2 separate regions of the Homo sapiens genome follow, and region 2 is linked to region 1. Evidence: chromatin loops called from intact Hi-C (ENCODE). Cell type or tissue: MCF 10A. All regions are shown on one strand. Region 1 has its middle 120 kb from the start of MIR302CHG. Region 2 has its middle 190 kb from the start of ANK2-AS1.

Evidence for each region. Peaks named below come from ENCODE experiments on the same cell type or tissue, not always from the same donor. Only the 100,000 strongest peaks of a DNase experiment are listed, where the experiment ranks them.
Region 2: it touches region 1 in a loop (3-fold over the local background); 1 of 110 quality-filtered maps calls a loop at or near these places.

The regions. Positions count from the first base shown.
Region 1 is chr4:112,765,067-112,767,566 of GRCh38, forward strand. It overlaps a transcript of ANK2 not described here. Among named protein-coding and RNA genes, the nearest start is that of MIR302CHG, 120 kb to the left of the region's middle. In MCF 10A, CTCF peaks have their summits at 722 (motif pointing left) and 1,555 (motif pointing right); no DNase peak of the experiment used is centred here.
Region 2 is chr4:112,856,660-112,859,159 of GRCh38, forward strand. It overlaps a transcript of ANK2 not described here. Among named protein-coding and RNA genes, the nearest start is that of ANK2-AS1, 190 kb to the right of the region's middle. In MCF 10A, no CTCF peak of the experiment used is centred here; a DNase peak (open chromatin) is centred at 982.

The DNA of each region.
Region 1 (2,500 bases):
AGTAATTGTTATCTCTACTGATGAAATTGAGGTACTGAGATATTAAGCAGCTTGACATAATTGTTCATGCTGAATATACCTCTCAAAAAACATGAACATTTTTCTATGTAACTACATCAAAGAAAAGTGACAATTTCTTAATATCATCTAAGATCTAGTCTGTGTTTAAACATCCGCAATTGTCCCTAGAATGTCTTTACAGCTAAATTGTTCAAATCAGGATATAAGTAAAGTCCACACATTGCTTTTGGTTGTTTGCTTAGGCCTCTTTAATCTGAACAGTTCTCTTCCTCATCCCTTTTTTTATGACCTTTCCTTGACCTTGCCTTGTTGAGAGGGAGAACCAATTGCCTGCAGAACGTCCCCTTTTGAATTTGTAGGATCAAAGCTCTATTTCACTGTTAGCTTGTTTTAGCTCACTTCTGGCTATAGGTGGCCTCAAGCATTCTGTTTGTTTGTCCTTAATCATGTGATATTTTATAAGATTTCTTTCTACTCACTTAGCTCTTCTAAGTTCATTAAAACCCTTGCTTGCCTTTTACCTTATAATACTACATACCACTGTGTTCTGGAACAACTCCCCCCTCCCCCGCTTTTTTTTTTTTTTCCGTTCAGGACTTCTGACATGTCTTTTAGATAGTATATGTCTGAGAGCTCTAAAATTCCTAACTCTGTGTTGTCAGGGTCTGTCTTTCCCCCAACTTCACTGTTCTACATCAGCATAGTACTGCCACCTAGAGGAACTTCTGAAAATTTGTGACATTTTTCGTTTGTCACAGTGACAGTGACTGGGGGCTGTACTGGCATATATTGACCAGAGGCCACACTTGGAATCATCCTCAACAACTAAGAATTATCTTACCTAAAATGCTAATAGTGCCTAGGTTGGGAACACTATGTAGTCGATCCTAGTTAACTTACTCTCAGCATGACTGACACAATGTGATACACCAGCACGTAGTAGATGCTTAATAAATATTTGTTGCAGCTGGGCACAGTGGTTCATGCCTGTAATTCCAGCACTTTGGGAGGCTGAGGTGGGCAGATCCGAGGTCAGGAGTTCGAGACCAGCCTGGCCAATATGGTGAAACCCCATCTCTATTAAAAATACAAAAATTAGCCGGGCGTGGTGGTGCACGCCTGTAGTCCCAGCTACTTGGGAGGCTGAGGCTTGAACCTGGGAGGCGGAGGTTGCAGTGAGCCGAGATCGCACCACTGCACTCCAGCCTGGCCACAGAGCAAGACTCTGTCTCAAAAAAAAAAAAAATTTGTTGCATAAATGAATGCATTTTGAAATTTGACTTTTGTAAAGCAGACTATTTTGCCAGAAAAAAAAATTCACAAAAGTTAACTATTTTGTTAGAAATCCTTTAATTACAAGTGAGAAAAATTCAGCTTATACTGGATTATGTAATTGAAAAGTCCAGGGGTATCTGCCTTCAGAAATTGCTGGATCCTGAGGGTCAAGTGGTATTATCTATACTTAATCTCCTTTAATTTTTTGACTTTCTACTCTGGGTATTGACTTCACTTTCTGAAAGGCTTTCTCCTCAAGGTGGCGCCCAGCAGCTCAAGGCTTATATCCCTCTACCCTCAAGCCCAGCAGAAAAGATAATTCTCTTTACTCAACAGTTTAAACCCATACTTTAATCTTACCGGAGTTATTTGCAACATCTGTGCGTCTCTAAACCAATCATTGTGCCCTGATGAGATGGGGTACATTGGTGGGTCAGGCTGGATTGTGTCTTTTCCCTCACCCAAGACAGGAATTGAGTTAGCCCACCTGATCCAGATGCCTTTATCAGAAGAGGGAATGGATGCTGAGCAGGAAACAAACCACACACATTTCCACTGTACAAACCATCACTCTACAAAATATCACAAAAGTATCCATTCAGTCACTGTCACCTGTGCTAGGCACAGATTTTAAAAGTATAATTATGCAATGTAATTTTAATGTAATTTTACAGTATTGCTCATATATTTTGAATATCTTATGATGTAAAGCATCATCTCTTTCTTACCACAAAACTAGAAACTAAGGGATATTCCAAACAAAACTGAATCCTTTAATTAAATTCCACAGGTATTTCTTAAGGCCTACTTTTGTTATCAAATTCCTAGTAAAATAATTGCAGAGCAATTCAAGATAGTATGTATCAAAATGCTAAATTTAATCTGACTTCTAAAATGAGGGGCAGACAGTATGTTCTGCCAGTCGCGGTGGCTCACGCTTGTAATCCTAGAACTTTGGGAGGCTGAGGTGGGCAAATCACTTGAGGTCAGGAGTTCGAGACCAGCCTGGGCAACATGGTGAAACCCCGTCTCTACTAAAAATACAAACATTAGCCGGGTGTGGTGGCATGTGTCTGTAGTCCCAGCTACTCGGGAGGCTGAAGCAGGAGAATCGCTTGAATGCAGGAGATCAAGGTTGCAGTGAGCTGAGATTGTGTCACTGCACTCCAGCCTGGCACTGGGTGTCAGAGCGAGACCCTGTCTC
Region 2 (2,500 bases), 92 kb after region 1:
AGAGGTTGCAGTGAGCCAAGATCACGCCACTGCACTCCAGCCTGGGTAACAGAGCGAGACTCCGTCTCAAAAAACAAAAAAGTGTATTATTAAACTATTACTCAGATACTTGCTAGAATGGTAAGGAAAGACTTTATTCAGGAGTTGGACTAGCTGTCACAACTGTTGTAATAGGGGAGAGAAATTGGGGTCAACTCTTAATATAGCAAAGCCAGTTGAAGACGTATAGCCAATGAGCAGAATTAGGGGGTCAGGGTTGGAAAATTACTGAGGAGACATCAAGGGTCAGGGGGTTGTTGCCAAAACAACTTAACAGGAACTTTGCAGAAGGCAGGGCAAGGTAATCAAATATCAAGGATGGAGAGTGAAGAATTTGATCAGATATCAAGAGTGGGGGATTCTTTCTAAACTGACTTAGCAAGATTTTTGCTAAAACTGGGCTATGCAGGTCTGGCAAAGATGGAGTCAAAGATGAGGCTTAGTTGAGAAGAGAGTTCAGGAGAGCCTGATTAAAGTTTGATCAAGAAGAGAGTCTTTTTCAGTAGGAGGAGAAAAAAAAGTTTTTAAAAGAAACTTTTAAAGACAATTAACAATAGCCATGTGGATGAAATTCAGTTCTCTAAGAAGGCTGAAATGGAGAAAACTATTCTAAGACTTGTTGAGCATTCACTATTTTAAAAGTTAGGCAATATCAAGTCATCAGTTTATGTAAGGTTGTTTACCTTCAGAGTCACCATAAACATATTATGCCAAATGTATTCTCTCTTTTAATGGCCCTAGCACCAAGGACAGGTGTTCATGAAGATTTCACAGGCATATTGAAAAACTACTGGGAAATACTCATCTAGTATTTTCTTGTATATCATGTTTAAATTTACAAGAGCATACTTGCCCAGAATTCCGCATCATGGATATTCCAAGCCTTTCACACATTCTACAAGGCTCTAGTCAGGGTTTAAAAAGAAATAACATGTTACTATGCTGCAGTGATTCACCTCCTGCTGATGAGTCACCTCCTACTGATTAGAAACAGAGTAAGAGAATGTTACCAATCTGAGTTGGTTGGACTTGAAGTATCATAAAATATGCAGGGGTGGGTCTGGATACTAAGGGATCCAGTGCTCCTGAAGTTTTAATGTGCATAGTAATCAAATCATTCAGGATCTTCTTAACATGCAGGTTCTGATTCAGTGGGACTGAAGTAGGACCTCAGATTTTGTATTTCTAATGAGCTCCTGAGTGATGCTAATTTTGCTGGTCCTAGGACCATACTTTGAGTAGCAAGGACTTAACTCAATAGGAAGTAGAACTAAGTGCTCTTTTGAGCTCTTTATTTACTTTTCTCCACTAAAAGTAAGATTGAATAGTTCCTAGTTTCAAAACATATATATATGTTCTTGTCACATTGTAAAGAAAGCCAAAATTTTAAATTTATTACTTCCATACCATGGAAATGACTGTTGTTTCATGGAAATTTAGTGCATTAGTTAAAGGTGTCACTGATTCATCAGTTCTAGTATCCTTTGTAAAGAGGAAGTTTTTTTTTGAGTATAAACTCCTAGTAAGTGACAATATTACTGACAATAACATAATTGATTATAATATTACTGACAATATTTTTAGTCACAAAAATAAGGTTAGTAAAAAATAGAACTATTATATCTTGAGCACAGACTATGTGCTAGGCATTCTTCAAGGTGCTTTTTATACGTTACCTTTATAAGCCCTTATATCAACCTTGCAAGGTAGATATTATTAAATACTTTTTGATTGATGAGTGAGAAAACCATAGTTCAGAGAGTTAAGGTATCTGTAGTGAGAGAAGAGAAATTTGAACTTGGGTTTCCAAAGTTGTGTCTAATCTATTAGAACCAATTTGGTTGTTGCAATGCAAATAATATCAAAGTCCTTTATTTTCCCAGGAGGATTCTGTTCTTCGCATTCTTAGTTCATGCATTGACTGAAACAAAGGGAAAGTTAGGACTTGGCAAAATGATTCTGTCTAGGACTATTGCTGTCACATCTTTGAGGACAAAGATCAGTCAGAGACTATTTAACTATCTTATTTTCTACCTGGAAAGTTTCCCTTTTCTTGACTTTCTCTTCACATTGTAGGTAGGTAATCCTTTTTTCTTTTTTCCCCTTTTGCCCAGGCTATTTGACCATTCAACAACTGTTGGATTTGTTTGAAAAATATTCTTAGTAGCTTTTATTGGTTAATGTCCTGGGGACATGGGTCTCCTCCCGTAAAACCTTTGTGAAACAAGTCTCAATGAAACAATGAAAGCAAGGTTTCAGACCAAGTTCTTCTGTACCTACAAACATTTATTAGCAAGAAATTCAGAAGGATGATAGAACTTGTTTGTGGGGTTACCTCAATCTTTATCCTTTGGCACTCTGCACTCTTCCTAGAACTTTCCATGAAAACCTCGCTCGGAGGCAGACACAAGAAAAGGTTACATCAAAAGGAGATTAAACTGCCCTTAGGGTGTAGATTAAA